Linked DNA regions of Homo sapiens: region 2 is linked to region 1. The links are chromatin contacts, found by Hi-C in ENCODE. All regions are on one chromosome and are shown on one strand. The core of a region is the stretch at or near the end of the contact, and the rest is flanking DNA. Distances in the headings are between cores, read along the strand shown.

Region 1 (6,600 bases), core at 1,361-3,860:
TACCCCAGAACTTAAAGTATAATAATAACAATAATAAAAAGACAGGTGTTATCTCAGAGCCCCTGACTCAGTCGGCTGGGCAGCAAGTATGCCAGCCCAGGAATGGGCCAATAGATGAGGCAGGGCTTTGTAAACCAAAAATAAAATTCTTTAAGAGGCTGGAGTGGGTGGATCACTTGAGGTCAGGAGTTCCAGACTAGCCTGGCCAACATGGCGAAACCCCATCTCTACTAAAAATATAAAAATTAGCCAGGCGTGGTAGCAGGTGCCTGTAATCCCAGCTACTCAGGAGGCTGAGGCAGGAGAATCGTTTGAACCTGGGAGGTGGAGGTTGCAGTTAGTTGAGATGGTGCCACAGCACTCTAGCCTGGCCGAGAGAGTAAGACTCCGTCTCAAAAACTAAATAAATTAATAAAATAAAATAAAATTCTAAGCCCCCACCGCCCCCCACCTTCAAAACATCTGAATGGACTTCTTCCTCAGCCAGAGCTCTTTAAAAATTTAACCTGAGAGAGTGTTTCAAGCCGTGACGGGAAGCAGGGGTTGAACATGCCTCCCGGTGCCTCTCCGGCGTTAACATCCACACAGCCTTTAAGTTTGAGAAGAAACATTTTACAACCTCTTCTCTCTGACCCTAGCACCGGAAGGGTTCCTGTTCAAATAAGAACTTGAGTCTTCACAATTCTTTATCTTAACCCAGACATTCTTTTCTATTGATCCCAGGACTTTAAAGAAACCCAAGCAATTGCCAATCAGAAAATTCTAAAATCTACCTATAAGCTGGAAGCCTCCTGCTTTGGGTTGTCCCGCCTTTCTGGACAAAACCAATGTGTCTCTTAAATTTCATTGATGTCTCATGCCTCCCTAAAACGTATAACACCAAGCTGCACCCCGACCACCTTGAGGACACGTTCTCGGGACCTCCTGAGGGCTGTGTCATGGGCCATGGTCACTCATATTTGGCTCAGAATAAATCTCTTCAAATATGTTAGAGTTGGACTCCTTTCTCTTTTTTTCTTTTTTCTTTCTTTTTTTTTGAGACGGAGTCTCGCTCTGTCACCCAGGCTGGAGTGCAGTGGCCTGATCTTGGCTCACTGCAACCTCCATCTCCCCGGTTCAAGCGATTCTCTTGCCTCGGCCTCCTGAGTAGCTGGGACTACAGGTGCACACCACCACACGCGTCTAATTTTGTATTTTAGAAGAGACAGGGTTTCACCTTGTTGGTCAGGCTGGTCTCCAATTCCTGACCTCAGGTGATCCACCCGCCTCGGTCTCCCAAAGCGCTGGGATTCCAGGCGTGAGCCACCGCGCCCGGCCTAGTTTGACTCTTTTCGTGGACAGTTTGAAGTGTGGAATGCAAGAATATTCAGGGTTATTTGTCAGGCTGCAAAGTTGTTCCACTACCCTGCGGGAAAATGGATACAATTTTAGGCTTAGGTGTTAACAGATAACATTGTTAAGTGTGGGAAGGGCGACAACTGCACTGCAGCTGTGGCCAGTGGCGCGGGAGGGTGTCTAAACTCAAAGCCCACTGGAAGGCGAGTCGCCCATGACCAGGACTAGGGCCCAGGTGCCCCAGATAGAAGGCACCTCGTTCCCTATTGCCCCTCACTAACTCCCGTGACCAGGAGTCCCCACTCCCAACCTTGTCCTGGGGATTCTGGGGAGAAACTGCCCCAGCGCAGAGGCTACTCCAAGGGTTGTCCTTGGTCCGGCGCAAAGGGTTCGTCCGCCACCCTCCCGGCTGCGCACCCCGCGCTCGGACGCTCTAGAAAGGACTTGGGACGGGGGTTGCCTGTGGAGCGGGGGCCTAGGCTTCCTGAGCAGGGAGAGGATTGCACTTTGCTCCCCTTGGGGAACTCCCTGAGGTGAGCAGCGGGGAGGGGCCCCCATACTTTTCCCAGCAGGGGAGCCGGGAGTTTCCTCTGCTCCCACTGCAGAGCAGGGGAGGGTCCCTGCTAGGGGCGGAGAAGGGGCTGCAGGGGCGAGTGGGGAGGGGGGCTACACGTTTCCAAGAAGGGCGGCAGTTTCGTGTCGCTACAGTTGCAGGCGTGCATTTAGGAGGCTGTAGACAGGGAGGGACCCGCACTTTCCCGAGCAGGGGAGCTGCTGGGAAAGTTTGTTTTTTTGCTCCCACTGGAGACCAGGGGGTGAGGGGCGGAGAAGTGGCTGCAGGGGCGAGTGGGGAGAGGGGGCTCTATGTTTCCAAGAAGGGCGGCAGTTTTGTGCCACTACAGTTAAGGGCCGCCCTCGGGCGTGCATTCAGAGGGCTGTAAACCGGGAGGGACCCGCACTTTCCCGAGAACGTTGTAGTTCACTTTGCTTCGGGTCGGCGCCGCCCTGGCTACGGCCCTGTGGGTGGGTGAGGGGGCGTGGGCAGTTTCCTGAGAAGGGGCGGGGCGTGTACCGTACTCCCCTCGGCGCTGCCTGGGCCACCCCCGCCCGCCTACCCCCTCTGTCTCCTCCCCGGGCCCGGCGTTCCCGCCCCTTCTGTGCGCGCGTGGAGGCCGGGGCGGGGCGGGCGCAGCCGGCGCTGAGCTTGCAGGGCCGCTCCCCTCACCCGCCCCCTTCGAGTCCCCGGGCTTCGCCCCACCCGGCCCGTGGGGGAGTATCTGTCCTGCCGCCTTCGCCCACGCCCTGCACTCCGGGACCGTCCCTGCGCGCTCTGGGCGCACCATGGCCCGCGGGGCTGCGCTGGCGCTGCTGCTCTTCGGCCTGCTGGGTGTTCTGGTCGCCGCCCCGGGTGAGCGAGCGGAGGGATCCGGGTTGGGGGACGCGGAGGGCGCGGGCCGGGACTGGGGATCCGCTTGAGATGCGGCGTTGGGGGCGCCCCGCGGGGACACCCGGAGCCTCCTCCCTGCCCGGCAGGACGCGCTGTGCCCACGGGGGCCCAGGCCCGGAGGAGGCGCCCACTTTCTCCCCAACGCTTTTCCTGGAGCCGTTCCAGAGAGAAAAGTCAGCGTTTGTTGTCGGAGTTGCAAACTCTTACATGTGGGGCGGCCTTGGGAGAGGTGCGTCCGATTTTTCCCAATCTAGGGGACCTTCTTACAGATCTCTCTCCCTTTGCATGAGCCCCTCACCCCACCCCGTTATCTACCCCCAGGGTTTGGGGACCTGCGTCTTCAGGCCGCGCGCGGAGGCCGCCCTGGAGTTGCCTGTCACAGCCACGCCCTGCGTCCCGGGCCTAAATTTGGAATCGCTAGGAGCCTGAGACCCGGGTGGTGGGGGGAAGGGAAGGAAAAGTTAGAAAAAAACTTTGAGCCCTGAAAATGTTCAAAAATACTCTGTGGATGCGGGCTCCGGGAATTTCAGCGCGTGCTGTGCGCCAAGCAACACGGGGCGCAGAAAGAAACGTGTGCTTACCAAATTGTCCATCTGCGGCGGTGGAGAATTCGGAAAACAGAAAAAGTGGGCAGGGAAGAAAGAGCCACGGTCACCCTCCCACGCCCTAAACCGGGCCTATTTCTAATTATTACTTTAATCATGTTTTTCTGTTTCCCTCCCTTTGAAACGGAAACGGAGACCCTGCCGGATGTGGTATGTTATAAATTCTTTTTTCATGTTATAAATTCTTTTTTCAATGGTCAGTGCATTTTTTGCTCTTCGTATGGGCAGGCTTTTAAGTAGACCGGCTTGCGGGCAGTGTGGACTTCAGGACGGGCCTTATCAGGGCTGGACGTATTTAGGAAGGAGACGCGGGAACGCCCGGCCCTGGGGAGGACGGAGGAGGCCCGATTTGTGTTGATAGGATCTAGCTCAGCCTAGAGCTGCGGTGACTAGGCCGGGTCTCTATTTTTAGGGAGGAGTTGCTAATGGATTTACACCCTCTTTAAAGGGGTCCCGGGTATCCTAGAAATTGTGCTTTCACTTGGTAGAGATTAGAGATAATGAAGCCTGCTCCGTAGAGGAAAACTTGGAGGACTTTCCAGCCTGCAGGGGAGGTTCCAAGCAGAGCTTCCTGTTTCTCCCTTTTCTTCCTAAATGTCCTTCTTGCGGGCAACCTGTCACCACGGACGGGATGGCTCTGTAGGGTTTTATCAGCTGCATTTGTTCCCCAGGCACCTGCAGATGAACGGGTTTTTCACTTGTCTCTCTGCGAATGCATTCCTTCATCCTTCATGCCTGCCTTCCTTCTTTTGCACCTACTGTGGGCTTGGGGTCAGGGAAATATATCCAAGGGAGTGCTGGTGGCCTAAGAATTCAGTTTCCTGGAGAACAGAGGCATCTGAACAGGCAGACGGGAGACAGGGCCACAGGGACCTTTATAGTTCCATCACGAAATAACTCAGGGGTTCCCAGTGGTAAATCTTGGTGAGGGGCTTGGCTGGATTTTGAAGCCCTAGGGACAGATTTGCCGGCTGGTCTGGCGTTCCAGGTCATTGGAGCAGAGTGAGTGGAAAGCCTTATATTCTCTAAGCCCCAAACAAGTCGTTGCACAGTTTTTTTGTTTTTGTTGGTGGTGGTGGTTTTTTTTTTTTGGACGGAGTTTCACTCTGTCACCAGTCTGGAGTGTAGTGGCACGATGTCGGCTCATTGGCGTTGCACAGTTTTTAAACCCACAGCAGTGTTCATCTGGAACTCCTGATTTTGGAAGCAGACTGGGCTTAGGAACTCCAGCTGCTGATGCTTTGAGTAAAGGGAAGAGTACCTGTCTATGGGGTGGGTGGGTAGGGAAGAGCAGTGGGATAGGGGCATAACAGGGGCCAACCTATCCTTCCAATTGCAGAGGAGGGCCTGGCCGTCAGCACTGATGGATCTCCTTGAGGGACGCTTCTCACCCCTTCTTTGCAGTCTGACCCTGCTAGAGATGGAGACAGAAACAGCCTGTCCCAATAATATTAATACACGTTTCATCGGGAAAGTTGACTTTTGAGTTGGTGATGCTCAGAACACACTTTCTTATAGCAACGTGCATCAGGCTGCAAAACCCCGTTGAGCCTGAAGTAGGTTCTCAGACTGGTGCTGATAGCTCTGGCCTGATCTCAGAGTGTTGGGGACCCTGTGTTCCTTGGTTCCTTCATAAATTCTCAGGGGTACAGGTGGGATGTGGTGAGGGATGGATGGACAGAGGGAGGTGTATAGAGGAAAAGAGGAGGCTTCAGCTTTGTAGAGAGCAGGATGTCCCCACAGGGCGACGTTGGCCCCGAGGAGACACTTTGTGATGGTTGCAGACATTTTTGGTTGCCACCCTGGGGTGGGACATCCCACCATCCTGCAATGGGTGGGGCAGCTTAGGGAAGCTGCTCAGAATCTTTCAAGGGCCAGGACGGCCTCCAGCACAAAGAATTCATCTGGTCCCAAATGCCAGTGGTGTTGAGGGTGGAAAACCCTGAGGAGGGCTTGGGAGTTGCATGTATGCGCTGATTCAGGGCTGCCCCTGCAGTTAGGAGCCTGCCGTCCCGACAGTAGAGTCGCACACATCCGATGCATCCCTGCTCTCTGGCAAAGGCTGATTTGCCCCACCCCCCGGGGCAACGGCACAGCGGCCTGTGCGGTTTGAAAAACTCCAAACATCTACGGAACCGACATCTCTTGAACAATACCAGGCCTCTTCAGGATTCCCTCGCCCCAGTAGAGCAAGTGTGGGCTTCGTTGTTTTTTTTTTTTTTTAACTCTCTCCAGAGCTCTTGTCTCCTGCCCCTGTGGGTGTGTGTGGAAGTTATTAGGAGAATGTTTCTGGGCAGAGGAAGTGGGTTTTATCATCCAGCGAGTTTGCCTTGATTTTCCATCAGCGCGTTTGGCTCTGGTAAAAGTTGATTGCTTTGCATTTAACTCCCTACTTTAGGCCGAGCACGGTGACTCAGGCCTGTAAATCCCAGCACTTTGAGAGGCCGAGGGCCGGTGGGTCACATGAGGCCAAGAGTTCGAGACCAGCCTGGCCAACATGGCAAAACCCCGACTCTACTAAAAATACAAAAATTAGCCGGGCGTGGTGGTGAGCGCCTATAATCCCAGCTACTCAGGAGGCTGAGGCAGGAAAATCACTTCAGCCCGGGAAGCAGAGGTTGCAGTGAGCTGAGATCGTGTCACCGCATTATGGCCTGGGTAACAGAGAGAGACTCAGTCTCAAAGAAAAAAAAAAACTTCCTGCTTTAGCTCTTTCTCCTTTCTCTGTGTATGAGACAGAGTTTTCATGTAAAGACAAATACATGTCTTTACACTTTGGAGATACTCAAGTAAATGATTGTTTGTCTGGAAATCATTTTTCTTCCTGAAGGTCCTATGGTGGGTACATGCTGTCATTTAGAAAGAAATGCAGCTCATACAATACTTTTCCCAATTCAGCATTTAGGAATCATGGCGGGATTTCATGGATACTGTCTGGAATGTTTTCGGACTCAGATATCTTCCCCCGGGGAAATAGACTTCTCAGTAGCCACGTGGACCTTGTGCTGGTTTTCAGTCCTGCTGAAAATGTTCTGAGCACTCTTGTTACTTTAGGGGAAAAGAATTACGTGTCCTTTGTGATTTATAGACACAGTAAGAAATAAGACCTGTGTGTCTCTCGGGGTGCGAAGGAGGAAAAGTCTTTTTTTTTTGAGATGGAATTTTCCTCTGTTGTCCAGGCTGGAGTGAAGTGGCACGATCTCAGCTCATGGC
Region 2 (6,600 bases), core at 2,538-5,037, 4.4 Mb after region 1:
AGAAGACACAAATAACCTGAATAGCCTTCTGCCTATGAAAGGAATTGAATTTGTAATTAAAAACCTCCTTCCCACATCTAGGATCAAATGGCCTTGCTGGTAAATTTACCAACTTCCCAAGAAAAAAAGGATGCCAATTCTAAACAGACTTTTCAGGAAATTGGAGGGAACACCTCTCAACTCATTTTACATTTTACATCAGCACTTCCCTGATCCCAAAACCAGACAAAAGCCAGACAAGAAAACGACAGATCTCATGAACATACATACACATACCTCCACGCATAAAAACAATATTCAATCAGTGTAGAAGTACTCCACCTAAAGAGCTTCTACAGAACTTGAATCCATTAGTTAAAAATACTAAAATGCCACACTATTTCATTAGTTTGCAACAACCACTGATTAGTATCACAGAGGACTATATTTATTAGCTAAATTTCAATTTAAACCTTAACCTAACTGATGGATGAGATAAAAGGCTCTAATTTTTTTAAAAAAGAGACAGTCACGTGTGGCAGTGCGTCCTGTAACCCGTTACTTGGGAGGCAGAGGCAGGAGAATCGCTTGAACCTAGGAAGTGGAGGTTGCAGTGAGCCGACATAGCGCCACTGCACTCCAGCCTGGGTGACAGAGCCAGACTCCATCTCAAAAAAAAAAAAAAAAAATTAGCCAATCATGAACTTCTGTCTGGATATAAACAGTGATTAAAGCTGAGTATCAAAACAATCTGAATTTAAAACAAGATTTTTAAATTGCTAGATCACACAATTTTAAACCAATATTTTAAAAAATGGAGCACACTTAAACACATGGCTCTGTAAAACACACTGTATAAAAATTTTCTTAAAGTACTTTGGTGCTATTAATTTTAAAAACTTAAACAGATTATTTTATTATTATTGTTTTGAGACAGGATCTTGCTCTGTGACCCAGGCTGGAGCAGAGTCAAACAATCATAGCAGCCTTGACCTCCTGGGCTCAAAACGATTCTCCAGCCTCAGCCTCCCGAATAGCTGGGACTACAGGTGCATGTCACCATGCCTGGTAAATTTTTTTATGTTTTGTAGAGACAGGGTCTCCCTATGTTAGCTAAGCTAGTCTTGAAGTTCTGCTTCAAGTAATCCTCTTGCCTCGGCCTCTCAAAGCCCTGGGCTTAGAGATGTGAGCCACTGTACCCGGCCGATTATTTTATTTTAGCTTATCCTTCTTGCATTTCTATTGCTGTGAATTATTTCTAAGGTGGAGTAGATAAACAAACACACACCAATGTGTCTAGACTGGAATGCAGCTCAACATTCTTATTGATGGAGAATGAATCAAAAACGGTTTTGGACGACTGCTTTACACCACCACAACATACTGAGATCTCCAAAATGCTTGGGACTCCTATGAAGATGAAAGCCAAGACAAGACTATGACCACAGTCAGAGATTACGGGACATCCGTCAATTATACGCCCTCTTTGGGCCTCAATTTTGTCATCTGTCAAAGAGCAATGATTAACGTTCCTCATGGAATTAATTCACAAGAAGAACAATGCCTGGAAAATGACATGGGTGAGGAAGCCCCAGATAAATGTTAGGTAGTGTCGTTATCATCAGATATAGCTCCAGTGTATCATCAGGAATGAACGATCCTAATCACCTGATTCAAAACTGCCTGATGCCTTCACAAAGTTTTTCATCTTTTAAAGAGTGCACACAAACTTTGTCTCACTCAGTGGCTTTCCCTGAGAAGTAAAAGACGAAAAAATGCAAATGGAGTTCTGTTCTAGGGAGAAGCTGGTTAATTATGTGTATAAATGAACTCCAGTTCCCAGCTCCTAGAATTTGGTGTGCTTCCGTGGGTTTACAGGAAGGGCAGAGAGACAGATATCTAGGTATCTGTTGCTCCAAACAATCAGCTCACAGGACACATCTCCAGGGGAAGAACTGGGGAATGTGGAGAATCAGCACTGTGAGTGGGAAGAAACGCTCCTGCTTTCCTCCATCCTAGAGACCCAAGGTGGGTGAGAACAGGGATGTGCAATTAAACAGGATTAAACAAAGGAAAGAGGCAGAAGACAGGCAGCTGCCGCGCGGTCTCAGGTGTTCGTGGCATTCTTTTGTTGGGTGATCTGGCCATCAGAACCCTACAAGCCTGAACATTCTCTGTACTACCTAAGACCTGCAGTGAGCAACAGAATCAAGTGGGGGGTACCGGGGGTTGACAACGCAAAGTGGGAGAGGGAACCGCTTAGAGGGCCGTGCATGTCATTAACGCTGTGTGCCGAGAACCATGTCCTGGGCCTCAGTCTAGAAGAGCTCTATGAAGTGAGACATGGAAGACAGCCCGTGCCACTGGGGCAGACGATGTGGTCAGCTGATGGATGCCACCTGGCTACCTGTGAGAAGACGCTGATGCTATCCCAGGACCAGACACACCTGTGGGATTCTGCTGAGCCTCCACTTCCTGCATGGGCATCCTAAGGGTGCCTGGCCCGTCACCCCACCCCACCATGGGGAAGGTGCTTTGGCATGCTGTCTTTCTTAGGGGCTACTTTTGCAACTGCCTGAACAGCAGGTGTTATGCTTCAAAAGCTTTGTGTGACTGAGAGCAGTGGGTTGAACGGTAGCCCCCAAACAGAAGTCCTCACCCATGGTACTTCTGTCTTGTTTAGAAAAAGGGTCTTTGGAGATGTAATTAAGTTAAAAATCTTGAGATGAGCTCACTTTGCCACGTGGAAACGGAGGCAGAGACTGAAGTGATGTGGCCACAAGCCCAGGGATGCCTAGAGCCCCCAGGAGCTGGGAAAGGCAGGAAGGATCCTCCCCTAGAGCCTACAGAGGGAGTGTGGCCCTGAGACACCTTGATTTCAGACTTCCAGTCTCCAGAACTGGGAGACAGTCAACTTCTGTTATTAGAAGTTGCTGAGTTTTCAGTATCTTGTGGCAGCAGCCCCAGGAAATGAACACACAGGTGCTCTGTTCTTGAATGTGAATGAGCAGAACAGACACTGCCAGGTGTTTGTGGAAGAAGACTCAAACAGGCAGAAGACAGGAATCTGCCAGAAAAAAATGACAATCCAGAGAAAAGTGGGCGAGGAAGCAACAGTCATGATAATAATTAGTATTCATGAAGACATATAAGTTACTGAGTCCTTAAAACAAAAACAGAATGCTAGAAAAGAACAATTCCCAGAAGAAGAAAGAACATATGAGGATTAAAATAAATCAGGAGAGGAGGGCCGACACAGGCAATGTCAGCTACGACACCAAGCTGTCTGGGATGCGGTTCAAGACAGTTGTGGGGGGCAGGTGGTGGACAGACGGCTGCTCTTTCTCGTTCCTTAGAAATATGTCCGGTTTGGCTGGGCATGGTGGCTCATGCCTACAATCTCAGCACTTTGGGAGGCCGAGGTGGGCGGATTACTTGAGGTCAGGAGTTGCAGACCAGCCTGACCAACATGGTGAAATCCCATCTCTACTAAAAACACAAAAATTAGCCAGGCGTGGAGGCACATGCTTGTAATCCCAGCTACTCGAGAGGCTGAGGCAGGAGAATCACTGGAACTCAAGAGACGGAGGTTGCAGTCAGCCGAGATCACACCACTGCACTCGACAGAGAAAGACTGTCTCAACAACAACAACAACAAAAAAAAAAAGAAGGAAAAAAAAAGAAATACGTCGTGATTTTTAAAACATTGACAATATTCAAATATACACAGAAAGAAACTGCCTGATTGATATTGCTTTATTTCCTGTGAGGCAGTTTCACTTCCTGAGGACTACAGAGAAACCCTGTCACCCTCCGGCCTCCATCCTCTTCCTAAGACTCAGAATCTGAGCTGTTACCTGCATCTTTGCGGGTGAAGACATAGCTCATGTGCTTTCACTTCCTGGAAACTTTACCAGGCTTCTCACACCCTTGTAACCCGCTGGGATTCACCACAACACCTCCAGCAGCTGGCTGCAGTTATTGCGGTTGTATGTATGTGGTTAGAAACTTCCACTCAAGAATGAGTCACAACCTCTGCACTCCCAAGACCCCATGCAGACATCCAGTGAATAAACTGCTTATTTCCTGCCGTCTGTTTTCCTCATCCTCGTACTCCATCCTCTCTGTTCTTAGGAATGGAAGGCAGTGGTGGGGGCAGGAATCATTCCTTTTCCTTGCAGTACATGTGTGCAGCATGGAATAGAAAGTGATTTCAGATACATAGTGGGAAGGTGAGCTAGTTTTCCTTTGACTCCATCCATGGCTTATGAAGCAAGCTGAATGCTGGCTGTGGGGGTGTGAGGATGGCCCCTGCACTACACAACAATGCTCAGAGTTTCTCAGGGTTTGTGTTTCCAATTAGGAGGCCACGCTTGGCTGGCACATGCTGGGCCCTCAATAAATATCTATGACCGATATTGAATGGACAATTAAGGCAAAGGTCATTAAAAATAACATTTGGCTATGTGAAAATCACTCAGATTCTAGATTTTAAGTGTTCTCCCCACAAAACATGATGAGAAAGTGAGATGATGCATGTGTTCATTACCTTGACGCAGCCACTCCACAATGTATACATACTTCAAAACACGTTGTGTGTGATAACTATATACGATTTCTATTTGTCAATTAAAAAATAAATAAGTTAAAAAAATAGCATCCGGTTATCCGAGTTCATGGTGGGGAGCCTTCTCATGAAGCGGTTAGCATTCTCCTTTACACAAGACAGACCTGTTACTCTCTAATAAGATGCTGCCTCCTGGAAAATGTGTACCCAGAGAGCACACACGGTCCAGCAGACGTCGCTGTTGTGGTATAGCACATGGAGGCAGGGGATAAGATTCGATGTGATTGACAGGCACATTTATCCAAGAGAAAACTTTCAAGATCTGATGGAGTAATGCAGGGTTTCCATTCTTATTTCTTGCCTACTTGAAGTTCCTTGAGCGAGCTGAAAGCACTTACTGTTGCGAGGCTTCCTAAGGAAACATCAGTTCCAGGTTCTTCACAAATGTCACACGTGATCTCACAAGGGTACCATGTTCTGAACAACACTGAGCTTTGGAATACTAGAATTGTTGGCACTTCACAATGCAAGGACTTGTCTCGCTCTCTGAACCCTGGGTTTTACGTGGGCAACTTGGCAAGTCCACGAGCCTTCGGTCATCAATGGACAGTCAGGGGCCACATGCAGGAAGCTGTTGCTGTGTGAAGAGCTGATGCCCTGAGAGAGTGACCAAGAAGGGAGAAAGATGTCTGCAGGTCAAACAGGCACCTGGGATTCCATAAAATGGATGCAAGTTAACTTTAAATCATAAGGGGTAAGCTGTGTAGGTCAGGTATTTACAAAGGGGTCCACGAAATGGATTTTAGCAAACTTCCTTTAAGTTTAACATCTGTTTAACTTTTAAAAACATATGCTGATGCATTTATTTCTTGTTCAAGATTTATCGAAGGAAACATAATTCCATGAGGACACGCTGCTACCATTGTGATAAATGGATTGGTCATGCTCAGTGACAAAAGTGTCTCCTGGACCAGACTCTACTCAGGCTGCTCTGAGTCTTTTTCTCCACAAGGCCCCCACACTGGCCTATAAAGACTTGAACAAGTTCAACAGCTCAAGGTCACACCGCTACATGACTCTAGCCCCCTTAAAGTACTTGCCTACGAAAACTCAAGGCTGCCAAAATAACTGATTGTTGGTTCCAGCCACTCCTGCAGACAAGCCTCTGTGGAAGGGCAGGAGCCTGACTTCTATCAGCACCAGTGAAACCCAGATGGCTTCACACTGACCAAACCCTCTTCCTGCTTTCTGCAATTTTCACTTCCCCAACTCTGCTGAGCCCCTGCTGACCCCTCCCTACTCCCTGAATTTCCCTTTAAAATGCCCAGTCACCTCTGGGATAATTGATGTTGAGCCCAGTTTCACATTGGTCTCTTTTCTCTATTGCAATAGTATATTATGGAAGAAAATCTGTGCTGATCGCTTTAACTACTGTCTGGCTGTGTTTATCCTTGACACTAGAAAATAACCAAAGTCAAATTCCCCAAAGCATATAGTATTCACATTCATATATATAGTTTTAAAAACTGTGACTTTAAGTATAAATTTAAAAGAAATATTAACTAATTTAGGAAATCTGGCTAATATAGATTCTTGATTTTTTATAAGTTCTGTATGTTTATCTATTAAAATGGAACCATCACTTACAAACACTACTGTGCGCTTTTTAGTTCCCTCACAGGAAACCTCTGGTAGCCACAGCCACTGTGAGTGGGCGTCTCTTAATGATTTACTGCAGAGCCATGCCTCAGGCTATCCCTCTTCTGATCTTCTCCAAGCTCTAGGGAGCATGCTTCTTTCTCAGACATCATTGATTTTGGCAGAGCACCTCCTTCCTTTTTCTAGGCCTTCCAAATGAATTCTGCTCTTTTGAAAAGGTGCTTGCTGCTAGGGAGAGGGCCCTTGGCTGTGTGCAGATCTTCAGTCCTAATTTACTAGGGACCCGGCACCAACTCAAAGCTAATATCAGGGATCGCCACTTATGGAATTTGCACCACAGGATCCGGCTTATGGAATTGAGTGACTAACCTATATCCTGGACGTAAGACAGTGTG

What was found. Hi-C counts contacts between places; a loop is a spot of excess contacts on that map. Pooled maps may share reads with other maps.
Region 2: a loop to region 1 is called in a map with no recorded cell type, with 10 times the contacts of the local background. The contact joins the enhancer-like site here to the promoter of CD99 in region 1. A Hi-C loop is called at or near these places in 2 of 37 single-sample maps with no recorded cell type and 7 of 50 pooled maps.

The regions. Positions count from the first base shown.
Region 1 is chrX:2,688,685-2,695,284 of GRCh38, forward strand. It overlaps CD99 (CD99 molecule (Xg blood group)), which reads left to right and starts at 2,611. Exons shown (of 10, transcript NM_002414.5): 1 at 2,611-2,743. The coding sequence starts at 2,677.
Region 2 is chrX:7,080,269-7,086,868 of GRCh38, forward strand. All of the region lies in intron 2 of PUDP (pseudouridine 5'-phosphatase), which reads right to left. Among named protein-coding and RNA genes, the nearest start is that of STS, 64 kb to the right of the region's middle. RefSeq lists enhancers at 1,871-2,371, 2,372-2,872, 2,992-3,061. Within about 2 kb of position 3,788, at least 9 of the 41 ENCODE cell types and tissues checked have a DNase peak (open chromatin) inside an H3K27ac peak, as active enhancers do.